Linked DNA regions of Homo sapiens: region 2 is linked to region 1. Evidence: read pairs that join two places in POLR2A ChIA-PET (ENCODE). Cell type or tissue: MCF 10A. All regions are shown on one strand. Each heading gives the region's core, and the rest is flanking DNA. Links, peaks and the distances in the headings are about the cores only. Region 1 has its middle 9.1 kb from the start of C1orf202. Region 2 overlaps CATSPERE (catsper channel auxiliary subunit epsilon).

The links. Peaks named below come from ENCODE experiments on the same cell type or tissue, not always from the same donor. Only the 100,000 strongest peaks of a DNase experiment are listed, where the experiment ranks them.
Region 2: POLR2A ChIA-PET joins it to region 1 with 11 read pairs; 4 of 35 experiments call an interaction of 5 or more read pairs at or near these places.

Annotation. Positions count from the first base shown.
Region 1 is chr1:244,736,067-244,744,209 of GRCh38, reverse strand. No RefSeq gene overlaps it. Among named protein-coding and RNA genes, the nearest start is that of C1orf202, 9.1 kb to the right of the region's middle. RefSeq lists enhancers at 8,005-8,143, 7,932-8,143. In MCF 10A, for the core only: no CTCF peak of the experiment used is centred there; a DNase peak (open chromatin) is centred at 3,989.
Region 2 is chr1:244,605,925-244,610,924 of GRCh38, reverse strand. CATSPERE (catsper channel auxiliary subunit epsilon) reads right to left here. Exons shown (of 22, transcript NM_001130957.2): 19 at 599-685. Among named protein-coding and RNA genes, the nearest start is that of DESI2, 45 kb to the left of the region's middle. In MCF 10A, for the core only: no CTCF peak of the experiment used is centred there; no DNase peak of the experiment used is centred there.

The DNA.
Region 1 (8,143 bases), core at 1,710-6,709:
ATAATTGTTTGTGGTTGACAAAAGACAGAGAAGTCATGGTTAAAGATGCAATTGACAAGGAATGTGGTTATTTCTATGACATACAACAATTTAGGCCAGGTGCCTAAACTGAATTATCACTTGGGCTAAATGACCTACTATTATTTTACAGGCTCATGCCTATAATCCCAGCACTTTGGGAGGCCAAGGTGGGCAGATCACCTGATGTCAGGAGTTCGAGACCAGCGTGGCCAACATGGTGAAACCCCGTCTGTACTAAAAATACAAAACTTAGCTGGGCATGGTGGCGGGCGCCTGTAATCCCAGCTACTTGGGAGACTGAGGCAGGAGAATCACTTGAACTCAGGAGGCAGAGGTTGCAGTGAACCGAGACCACACCACTACACTCCAGCCTGGGCAACAAGAGCAAAACTCCATCTCAAAAAAAAAAAAAAAAATTAACCATAATTATGTCTGACAATATCAAGACATATCAGAATTTTAGGAATCTCATATAATTTTGGGACACATATTAATAATGTATTCATACAAATATAACTCAAAGAAAGTTGAACACCATTTTTTATTTGACAATGTTTTCTGTATGATTTTAACATAACAAATAGCCTAACATGTACCTCTTAGCCTTCCAGGGCCTCCATTTGCAAAAGACTTGATTTTAGAATTTGAAATTTGATTTGGAAAGCATGTCAAATATTTAAGATTAAAAATACTTGATCAAAATAGAATCATAGGGCTGGGTGCGGTGGCTCACGCGTGTAATCCTAGCACTTTGGGAGGCTGAGGCGGGTGGATCACTTGCGGTCAGGAGTTTGAGACCAGCCTGGCCAACATGTTGAAACTCCATCTCCAGTTAAAAAAACACAAAAATTAGCTGGGCATGGTGGCACTTGCCTGGAATCCCAGCTACTTGGGAGACTGAGGCACAAGAATCACTTGAACCCGGGAGACGGAGGTTGCAGTGAGTCGAGACCGTGCCACTGCACTCCAGTCTAAAAAAAAAAATCATAAGTCACTGTAAAATAATAGTAGGTCATTTAGCCCAAGTGATAATTCAAAGATTTCAGAAAGCAAAAACCTTTGTTTTTTGATAGAGAGGAGACTCAGTTTTCCAAACAATCAAAAGACCTGGGGGACAGGATGGGAAGGGGGTGAGGGATAAAGGACTACAAATTGGGTTATGTGTATGCTGCTTGGGTATGCGTGTACAAATTGGGTTATGTGTATGCTGCTTGGGTATGCGTGTACAAATTGGGTTATGTGTATGCTGCTTGGGTATGCGTGCATCAAGATCTCACAAATCACCACTAAAGAACTTACTCATGTAACCAAATACCATCTGTTCCCCAATAACCTATGGAGATAAAAAAAATTTAATTAAAAAAATCAATCAATGTTTATTTAAAACAACAATAAAAATTGTTGATTTAAACAGCAACAACAAAAACCTAATAAAGATAGCATAAGACTACTAGAATCTGTCTTTCCCTCCTTTTTTTTTTTTTTGGCAATTTACTCAAAAGATGAACAAAAATCTTTTATTGCCAACCCCCCCCTTTTTTTTTGAGACAGAGTCTCACTCTGTCCCCCAGGCTGGAGTTCAGTGGCATGATCTCGGCCCACTGCAAACTCCACCTCCCAGGTTCAAGAGATTCTCCTGCCTCAGCCTCCCGAGTAGCCAGGATTATAGGCACATGCCACCACTCCTGGCTACTTTTTATATTTTTAGTAGAGACGGGGGTTTTGCCATGTTGGCCAGGCAGGTCTCGAACTCCTGACCTCAGGTGATCCACCTGCCTCGGCCTCCCAAAGTGCTGGGATTACAGGTGTGAGCCCCATGCCCGGCCTATTTTCTCTCTCTCTGTTTTTTTTTTTTTTTTTTTTTTTTTTTGAGATAGAGTCTCTCTCTGTCACCCATGCTGGAGTGCAGTGGCAGGATCTTGGCTCACTGCAACCCCACCTCCCAGGTTCAAGTGATTCTCCTCCTGCCTCAGCCTCCCAAGTAGCTGAAATTACAGGCGCCCACCACCATGCCTGGCTAATTTTTGTATTTTTAATAGAGACAGGGTCTCACCAAGTTGGCCAGGCTGGTCTCGAACTCCTAACTTCAAGTGATCTGTGTGCCTCAGCCTCCCAAAATGCTGGGATTACAGGCGTGCGCAACCGCACCGGCCTGTCTCTTATTAATACCATATGAAAATCATGTTCAAAGAGAAAACCAAATTCTATCTTTGTGTCAGTATATTATTCATGCTAAAGCTAATTATTTTTTTGAGAAAGGGTCTCACTCTGTGGCCCAGGCTGGAGTGCAGTGGCATGAATTTGGCTCACTGAAGCCGTGACCTCCTAGGCTCAGGTGATCCTCCAATATCATCAGCCTTTGGAGCAGCTGGGACATAGTTGTGCATCACCATGCTTGGCTAATTTTTTTTATTTTTTTATTTTTAGTAGAGACAAGGGCTCACTATGTTGCCCAGGCTGGTCTCAAACTCCTGGGCTCAAGGGAGCCTCCCATCTTGGCCTCCCAAAGTGCTGGAATTACAGGTGTGAGCTACCGAGTTCAACCCTAAAGCTAATGTTAATAAAACCTAATAAACAAATTAATTCATCTAATCTCAGTCAGCATTGACCACACAGGATAAGATTTCCGTAAACCTTTTTTTTTTTTTTTTTTTTTTTTTAGACAGAGTCTAGATCTGTCACCCAGGCTGAAGTGCAGTAGTGCAATCTTGGCTCACTGCAACTTCTGCCTCCCGGGTTCAAGCAATTCTCCTGCCTCAGCCTTCTGAGTAGCTAGGACTACAGGCGTGCGCCACCACGCCAGGGTAATTTTTGTGTTTTTAGTAGAGACGGGATTTCACCATGTTGGTCAGGCTGGTCTCAAACTCCTGACCTCAGGTGATTCACCCGCCTTGGCCTCCCAAAGTGCTGGGATTACAGGCGTGAGCCACTGCGCCCAGCCATACAAAATTCTTTTCATGAGATTAATCTTTCATAAACCTTCAACAACTTGGAAACCTTCAGCTTTGTCCTACACTTCCTTTCTTATATTGGCATTCCACCTTAAGATAAGAATTTACCACTGGGGACAGTGGCTCACTCCTGTAATCCCAGCACTTTGGATCACCTGAGGCCAGGAGTTCGAGACTACCCTGGCCAACATTGTGAAACTCCCATCTCTACTAAAAATACAAAAAAAAAAAAAAAAAGAAAGAAAGAAAAAAAAGAAAGAAAGAAATTAAAAAAAAAACAAAACATTAGCCGGGTGCGGTGGCGGGCACCTGTAATCCCAGCTACTCTACTCGGGAGGCTGAAGCAGAATTGCTTGAACCCGGGAGGCGGAAGTTGCAGTGAACCAAGATTGCGCCACTGCACTCCAGCCTGGGCAACAAGAGTCAAACTCCATCTCAAAAATAATAATAATAATAATAATAATAATAATAATAATAATAAAGGGGAAAGGGAAGTACCTTTTGTTGTTGTTGTTGTTGTTTGTTTTTTTGTTTTTGAGACAGAGTTTCGCTCTTGTTGCCCAGGCTGGAGTGCAGTGGTGCGATCTCAGCTCATCGCAATCTCCACCTCCCGGGTTCAAGTGATTCTCCTGCCTCGGCCCCGGAGTAGCTGGGATTATAGGCATGCGCCACCACGCCCAGCTAATTTTGTATTTTTAGTAGAGACGGGGTTTCTCTATGTTGGTCAGGTTAGTCTCGAACTCCCGACGTCAGGTGATCTGCCCGCCTTGGCCTCCCATAGTGCTGGGATTACAGGCGTAAGCCACGGCGCCCGGCCTGGAGTTTTATTATTACTCAAATCAGTCTCCCTGAGAATTCGGGGATCAGAGTTTTTAAGGATAATTTGGTGGGCGGAGGCGGGCAGTGAGTCGGGAGTGCTGCCTGGTTGGGCCGGAGATGAAATCATACGGAGTTGAATCTTGCATTGAGTCAGTTTCTGGTTGGGGGACACAAGCTCAGATGAGCCAGTTTATTAAACTGGGTGGTGCCAGGTGAGTCATAAATGCAGGATCTGCAAAATACCTCAAGCACTGATCTTAGGTTTCATAATAGTGATGTTATCTCCAGGAACAATTTGGGGAGGTTCAAAATCTTGCGGCCTCTAGCTGCATGACTCCTAAACTATAATTTCTAATCTTTTGGCTAATTTGTTAGTCCTACAAAGGCAGTCTAGTCCCCAGGCAAGAAGGGAGTTTGTTCTGGGAAAGGGCTGTTATTGTCTTTGTTTCAAAGTTAAACTACAAACTAAGTTCCTCCAAAGTTAGTTCCGTCTACACCCAGGAATGAACAAGGACAGTTTGGAGGTCAGAAGCGAGATGGAGTTGGCAAAGCTAGATTTCTTTCACTGTCTCAGTTATAATTTTGCAGTGCTGGTTTCAAGTGGAAGAAAATAGAAGAACAAGTGTTAAAAGAGGCAATTTGGGGAGATTCTAAGCTTTCTAAAAGGCCAACAAATTTTACACTTTTTTCAGCAGAAATTATGCCAACAAGGTAGGAAGCAAACAGAGGAATCAAACACATTTAAAAAGGGGTTTCAGTCAACTAAGAAAATTCCCAGAAAGAAGATCCAAAAGAGGAAAAAAGCAGGAGGGACTTTTTGTCTTTGTCTAAAAAATGATAGCCCAAGTGTCAGCTTTTAATTATGCTGAGTTCCAATCCTAAAGCTGTAAAAGCCATGGGTGGTGGCTCATGCCTACAATCCCAGGACTTTGGGAGGCTGAGGTGGGAGGATCATTTGAGGCCAGGAGTTCAAGACCAGCCTGGGCAACATAGTGAGACCCAGTCTCTACAAAAAATCAAAAAATTAGCTGAGTGTGGTGGTGCACACCTGTAGTCCCAGCTACTCAGGAGGCTGAGGTGGGAGGATCGCTTGAGCTCAAGAGTTCAGGCTGCAGTGAGCTGAGAATGGCCCACTGCACTCCAGCCTGGGCAACAGAGCAAGACCCTGTCTCAAAGAAAGAAAAAAATAACCCAAAAAATAATATTTTCAAATCTCTTATTATCAGATTTCAGGAAGGACAAACATAAAGGACGTCTTCCACTTGGTTGGTTTGGGTCTAAAACCAGTATTTTTTTTTTCCCAATTGTGTGTGCAGATGAATTATTTTAGACATTTCAGAGAATCTCTCTTTTGGCTACTGCTGCTTGTGGCTCTCCTGGGTTAGATGGTTTCACTTACCTAAACATTTACAAGAGAATTTCCATCAGCGCTATACATAAATCCAGCCGGTGTCTCTAAGAAGAGCACTTAGATTTTGAAGCTTAATTTCCCATAATTGATGAACTATTCTGTTTTGTTTTTTTTTTTCTTTTCCGAGACACAGTCCCGCTCTGTCGCCTAGGCTGGAGTGCAGTGGTGCGATCTCAGCTCACTGCAAGCTCCACCTCCTGGGTTCACGCCATTCTGCTGCCTCTGCCTCCCCAGTAGCTGAGACTACAGGTGCCTGCCACCACGCCTGGCTAATTTTTTGTATTTTTAGTAGAGATGGGGTTTCACCATGTTAGCCAGGATGGTCTCGATCTCCTGACCTTGTGATCCGCCTGCCTTAGCCTCCCAAAGTGCTGGGATTACAGGCGTGAGCCACGGCACCCAACCTAGAATTGGTTGTTGTTCTAAGCAATTAGGTTTCGAGGTGGTTTGTTATACTACAATAGACAACAGAAGTCATGAAACTTCTTCCACATTGCTAGAGTATTCTTTCTCTTTTTTGAGATGGTGTCTCTCTCTGTTGCCCAGGCTGGAGTGCAGTGGTGTGATATCGGCTCACTGCAAGCTCAGCCTCCCAGGTTCACGCCATTCTCCTGCCTCAGCCTCCCGAGTAGCTGGGACTACAGGCGCCCGCCACCATGCCTGGCTAATTTTTTTTTGTATTTTTAGTAGAGACGGGGTTTCACCATGTTAGGCAGGATGGTCTCGATCCCCTGACCTCATGATCTGCCCACCTCGGCCTCCCAAAGTGCTGGGATTACGGGTGTGTGCCACCACGCCTGGCCAATGAACTTTTCAAAAGTGACCAAGGTCAGGGATGTGGTTAGGGTCAAAATGTGACTACACCTGCCAAGTGGCAGCAGAGTGCTCCAGTTATGGGGGATTGGACCCTCATACCTGTTTGGGAGAGCAAAAAGTGGGTATACTTTCAGTTAGGAATAACTGGTCAGAAATGAAAGGCTAAGTCAGAATTTTCTTTTTTCTTTTTTTTTTTTTTTGAGACGGAGTCTCGCTCTGTCTCCCAGGCTGGAGTGCAATGGCGCAATCTTGGCTCATTGCAGGCTCTGCCCCCCGGTTCACGCCATTCTCCTGCCTCAGCCTCCGAGTAGCTGGGACTACAGGCGCCCGCCACCACACCTGGCTAATTTTTTGTATTTTTAGTAGAGACGGGGTTTCACCGTGTTAGCCAGGATGGTCTTGATCTTCTGACCTTGTGATCCACCTGCCTCGGCCTCCCGAAGTGCTGGGATTACAGGCGTGAGCCACCGCGCCCAGCCCTAAGTCAGAATTTTCAAATGATAGAAAACAGCTGTAATCTTAAAATCATGCTATGTAGGCCGGACGTGGTGGCTCATGCCTGTAATCCCAGCACTTTGGGAGGCTGAGGCAGGCAGATCACTTGAGGTCAGGAGCTTAAGACCAGCCTAACCAACATGGCAAAACACTGTCTCTACTAAAAATACAAAAATTAGTTGGACATGGTAGTACTACTTGGGAGGCTGAGGAATGATAATCGTTTGAACCCAGGAGGTGGAGGTTGCAGTGAGCCAAGATCGCACCACTGCACTCCAGCCTGGAAGACAGAGTGAGACTCTGTCTCAGAAAGAAAGAAAGAAAGAAAGAAAAAAGCATATTGTGTAAAACAAAACCACTGGTGCCTAACTGCCAATCCTTTGACTTGAACCTCTGCTGTGAGGCAGAGGTAGAATAAAGACAGTTCTCTGCATAGCTCTTTACACAAATTTCCTGTGCAAAGACAGAGACTGAGGCCCTCACGCTCAAAGACAAGAAAGCATTTGCAAAACAGCTCAGATAGTCTAGACCTTCAACCAAAGAGTGAGAGGTCTGAATTTAGGAGAACTCACCAGAAACACCCAACAGTGAAACCACCATTGCAAAATTGTAACTGAGATGGTGAAAGAGATGTCACCTAACCAACTCCAACTCCATCTTGTTTCTAACCTCCAAGCTGTCCTTGTTCATTCCCGGGTGAAGGCTGAACTAACTTTGAGTGGAACTTTTTTTTTTTTTTTTTTTTTTTGAGACACTGTGTCGCTCTTGTCACCCAGGCTGGAATGCAATGGCACGATCTTGGCTCACTACAACTTCTGCCTCCTGGGTTCAAGCGATTCTCCTGCCTCAGCCTCCTAAGTAGCTGGGATTACAGGTGTCAGCCACCATGCCCAGCTAATTTTTATATTTTTAGTAGAGACAGGGTTTCACCATGTTGGTCAGGCTGGTCTCAAACTCCTGACCTTAGGCAATCTGCCTGCCTTGGCCTCCCAAAGTGCTGAGATTACAGGTGTGAGCCACCGTGCCCAGCCAAGTGGAACTTAGTTTATAATTTGAAAGGAAGATGATAGCCCTTTCTGGAAAGAAACCCCCTTCTTCCCTGGGGACTAGACTGCCTTTGTAGGACCAATAAATTAATCAAAAGATTGGAAATTATGGTCTAGGAGTCATGCAGCTGAAGACTACAAGATTCTGACCCTCCCCAGATTCCTCCTGGAGGTAACATCACTGTTGTGTAAAATCTAAGAACAATGCTTGAGGTATTTTGCAGACACCACCCAGCTGGTACCACCCAGCTCAATAGACTGGCTCATCTGATCTTGTGGCCCCAGCCCCGACCCAGGAACTGACTCAGCACAAGAGGACAGCTTCGACTCCTGACGGTTTCATCTCCGGCCCAAACAATCAGCACTCCTGACTCACTGGCTCCCCTCAACCCACCAAATTATCCTTAAAAACTCTCATCCCCAAACGCTCGGGGAGACCGATTTGAGTAATAATAAAACTCCAGTCTCCGGCACAGCTGGCTTTGCTTGAATAACTCTTTCCCTATTGTAATTCCCCTGATTTGATAAATCGGTTCTGTCTAGGCAGCAGGCAAGGTGAACCCACTGGGCATTTACAATAGGAC
Region 2 (5,000 bases), core at 1-5,000, 130 kb after region 1:
GCCAGGCGTGGTGGCACATGCCTGTAGTCCCAGCTACTCAGGAGGCTGAGGCAGGAGAATCACTTGAACCTGGGAGGTGGAAGTTGCAGTGAGCAGAGATTGTGCCACTGCCCTCCAGCTTAGCAGCCTAGGCAACAGAGAGAGACTCTGTCTCAAAAAAAAAAAAAAAAGGAAAGAAAATAGGGAGAAATATGCGCTTTCATGAAAGTGATGGTTAAGTTTTTCCATATGGTGGCCAGGGAAGTCCTCATTGACAACTTGATTTTTCAGTAAAGACCTGAGGTTAATGTAAGGGAGCTAGGTCGTCTTTACAAAGACTCACTCTTGATGCTTTCACATGTTTAACACATATTTAATAATCTGCAAACACATATTTACAGCAGTGAAAATTAAAATAGTAACACAGAACCAACAAAAGATCACACAGAAATTAAGATGAAGCATTTTAAAAATACCATGATACAATTTAATATAAAAATAGGATTTGATTTACCAAAGCAAATTTAAATCCAAAATGTTTCCATCAAGTTTTTGTTAATAGCAAAATGCCAGATTAGTTATTCCAAATAAACAATCTGGAAGGTAATGTTTCTCTTACCTCAGGTCCCCAGACTTCTTCTAGTGGGAGGTGCTTGTTAAGTTCAATCATTGACTTCCATGTCTGTGCTTCATGTAAACAACCACTCTGTCAAAAGATGGCACATGTATGTGGGTAGGTAGAAGTTTTCATATCAACTTATTCCTAAGTATTTAATGTTTTGTTGCTATTGAAAATTTTGTATTTTTAAAACTTACATTATTTAAATGTTGGCTGGTATACAGAGGAATAATTGACAATTGATTTTTGTATATTGATCTTGTGTTGAGAGAATTTTTTTTTGAGACAGAGTCTCACTCTGTTGCCCAGGCTGCAGTGCAGGGAAGATCATAGCTCACTGCAGCCTCGAGCTCCTGGGCTCAAGTGATCCTCCTGCCTCAGCCTCTCAAGTACCTAGGACTACAGGTGTGTGCCAGCATGCCTGGCTAACTTTTAGTTTTTTAATTTTTGTAGAGATGGAGCCTCGCTATGTTGCCAAGGCTGGCCTCGAACTCTTGGCCTCAAGCCATCTTCCTGCCTCAGCCTCCCAAAGTGTTGGGATTACAGGCATGTGCTTGGCCGAGAGAATTTCTAAACTCACTTATTAATTCTAATTGTTTCACATGAACAGTTGTGTCATCTGCGAATATGACAGTTTTATGTTTTTCTTTCCCATCCTTATACCTTTTATTTGTTTTTATTATTTTTTTCTTATTACAAAGATCTTCAGGAATAGTGTTGCCTAGAAGTGGTGATAACACCAGAGGTCAGGAGTTCGAGACCAGCCTGGCCAACACAGTGAAACCCTGTCTCTGCTAAAAATATAAAAATTAGCTGGGTGTGGTGGCGTGCACCTGTAACCCCGGCTACTCGGGAGGCTGAGGCAGCAGAATTGCTTGAACCTGGGAGGCAGAGGTTGCAGTGCGCCAAGATCACGCCACTGCACTCCAGACCGGGCGACAGAGTGAGACTCTCTAAAAAAAAAAAAAGGAAGTGATAAGGGCCATCCTTGTTTTCTTCCTGATTTCAAAGTGAAAGTTTTCAAATTTTTACCATTAAATATAATGTTTGCCATAATGTTTTGTATCTACATTTCATTAGGTGAAGGATGTTTCTATCTATTCATAATTTTCTAAGATTTATTTATTTATTTGTTTGTTTAGAGACGGAATCTTGCTCTGTTGCCCAGGCTGGAGTGCAGTGGTACAATCTCGGCTCACTGCACCCTCCACTTCTTGGGTTCAAGCGATTCTCCTGCCTCAGCCTCCCGAGTAGCTAGGACTACAGGTGTGTGCTACCACACCCAACTAATTTTTGTATTTTTAGTAGAGACAGGGTTTCACCATGTTGGCCAGGCTGGTCTTGGAGTTGACCTCAAGTGATCACCTGCCTCAGCCTCCCAAAGTGCTGTAATTTTTTTCTGAAAGTGATCAGCTCCAAGATAGGAATTGAGCAACTCAGACACAGGCATGGATAAAGCAGAAAGATGAGTGTTTAAAGTTGCCCTAACAGCAAGCAGAAATAATACTGGGAAAAATGAGATACAGATAGAGATACAGAGAAATCGATATTGGCAAGATGGTGCTAGAGAATTGAACTATGGAGCTCACGCTGCATAGGAAGGGAAGGGAGGAAACGTGAGAGAGAGGGAGAAGGAGAAAGCAGAGGGTTCAGTACAGCAGATGGCCAGGTTGTGTGAGACAAAGTAGGAGACTGGAGTAGTGTGAATAACAATGAGATAGCTAAAGGATTGGGGGTTGAGGTCAGAGGGTAAACTGTTTGAACTGAAATGCAATTTTTTTTTTTTTTTTTGAGACAGGATCTTGCCCTGTCAACCAGGATGGAATGCAGTGGCATGATCACAGCTCACTGCAGCCTTGACCTCCTGGGCTCAAGCAATCCTCCCGCCTCAGCCTCCTGAGTAGCTAGGACTACAGGTGTGCATCACCACACCTGGCTAATTGAAAAATTTTTGTGTGTGGAGAAGGGGTTCCACTATGTTGCCCAGGCTGGTCTCAGACTCCTAGGCTCAAGCGATCATCCCGCTTCAACCTCCCAAAGTGCTGGGATTATAGGTGTGAGCCACCATGCCCTGTCCTTAAATGTAGTTTTAATGGGGGCTGCTATATTAGTTATTAGTCAAGATAGTCTCTACGTGCTGCAATAATACACCCCAACTCTCAGGGGATTTACAAAATACAAATTTAATTCTTTTTAAAAAAATTATTATTATTATTTTTTTAGACGGAGTCTCACTCTGTCACCCAGACTGGAGGGCAGTGGCGCGATCTCAGCTCACTGCAACCTCCGCTTCCTGGGTTCAAGCGATTCTCCTGTCTCAGCCTCCTGAGTAGCTGGGATTACAGGTGTGTGCCAGCATGCCCAGCTAATTTTTTTATTTTTAGGAGATATGGGGTTTCACCATGTTGGTCAGTCTCAAACTCCTGACCTTGTGATCGGCCTGCCTCAGCCTCCCAAAGTGCTGGGATTATAGGCATGAGCCACCGTGCCTAGCCAACAAGTTTAATTCTTGATCACATATAGCCCAGTGCAGATGTCCCTGGTTAGATGGTTCTGACGGTGCCTCTCCTCAAAGCAGTGAATTAGGAACCAAGGCTTTTAAAAATGTGTAGTGGCTCCTTGCATTCCAGCTCTCATCTACTCCAGCCTTACTTGTTGCTGTAATACACTGATGTGAGGTATGATGGAAAGCGTGAAGGTTCACGTGATTCCTTCTTAAGCACTTCACCTGGAAGTGACACCTATGACTTCTGCTCATATTCCAGCCATGCGAACCAGTCATATGGCCCCAGCTAGATGCAAATGCATCTGGGAAACGTAGTCCCTGTTTAGAAACTTTCCCAGCAATACCCTCATAGGATGGATGGCAGAATTCAGGAATCCATGGTGATTGTTTTCAGGGCAGGAGGAAAAGTGATCCAGTTCTGAGTATACGGTACCAGTAAGTAGGGATGGCATAGATGTCAACTGAATGGCAGGAGCCTCAAACAAATGGAGTTTTACTTAGAGTGAAGAGAGAATGACCTGGAAATGATACTGTATCTCTTAGTGGCCTTTTGGCTAAGACCAAGTGCAGCAATGATACTATGGATGAGGGAGAACATCAACCCCAAATCTCACCCTTAAGTATATGGGGTGAGAGAAAGAGTACTCTTGGTTCGATAGAACTGTAGGGAAAGGGTTGTCCTCTGAGGAACTTTTATTGAAGAAGGATCTAGAGCGTTTAACCTTGAGGCATAATGGAAAGGTTTGAGAAGGAAGAGAGTGATGGGAGTCTGGACCAAGGGAGAAGATGGATACAATAGTATAGGGATGAGACTGTGCAGAGGAAGCAGACCAGGAGAACTTACATATTAGGTGCTGAACAAGCATAGGTGGAATGTGTGGTGGGACGGATGTATTTGGTTACATAACTGAAAGACAATTGCCAGTCACGGTGGCTCACGCCTGTAACCCCAGTACTTTGCGAGGCCGAGGCGGGTGGATCAATTGAGGTCAAGAGTTCGAAACCAGCCTGGGCAACATGGTGAAACCCTATCTCCACTAAAAATACAAAAATTAGCCAGGTGTAGTGGCATGTGCCTGTAGTCCCAGCTACTCAGGAGGCTGAGGCAGGAGAATCGCTTGAGCCCAGGAGGTGGAGGTTGCAGTGAACTGAGACTGCACCACTGCACTCCAGCCTGGGCAACAGAGCGAGACTCTTAAAAAAAAAAAAAAAAAGCAAAAGAAAGAATTCTTGCAATACTCTGGGGGATGGCAGGTGGAACTCAGTTCTCTTGGCTGCCATCTAGATGGGTTATACTTCTGGATAATTAAGGTGTCTGGTAGATAAGAACATTACTTCGGAAAGAGCCATCCCTGTTTTTTGTGTTTTTTTTTTTTGCGAGTGAAATCTGTGGGGAATATTAGAAATCAGTGCTGGTAACTTCTAGAGAGGCTCCATCATGACAGGAGGCCCTCAGGGCAGGAAGGCCCACACAGGGAGGGGAAATGTGTTGATTGGGAGTGGTAAGACCACTCTGCTGCGGCCTACAAAGTGAAAGGATAGAATAAGGGAGATTCACCAAGGAGGCCAAGAGCAACCAGTCCTGGCGGGTGGAAGGAAGCCGGGAGAGTGTAGGGACACTGAAGCCAAAGTCAGCAGGGTCAAATGATGCAGGGAAGTCAAGTGAGACGAAGCCCAGAGTGTCCGTTTGACTTAGTGCACAAGTGATAAATGTCCTAAAGCCAAAGGCAGACCCATAAATAATCAAACACTGAATACAGTTTGGAGAGAAAAGAAGACTCATAGAGTTGCATCATCCTACTATAAATGTTATTTTTTTTCTGACCCCTTTATGTCTGTCTTATGTGACAACTTCTATTTTTCATAAATGAATTTTAGTAGCCATATAATTTAATC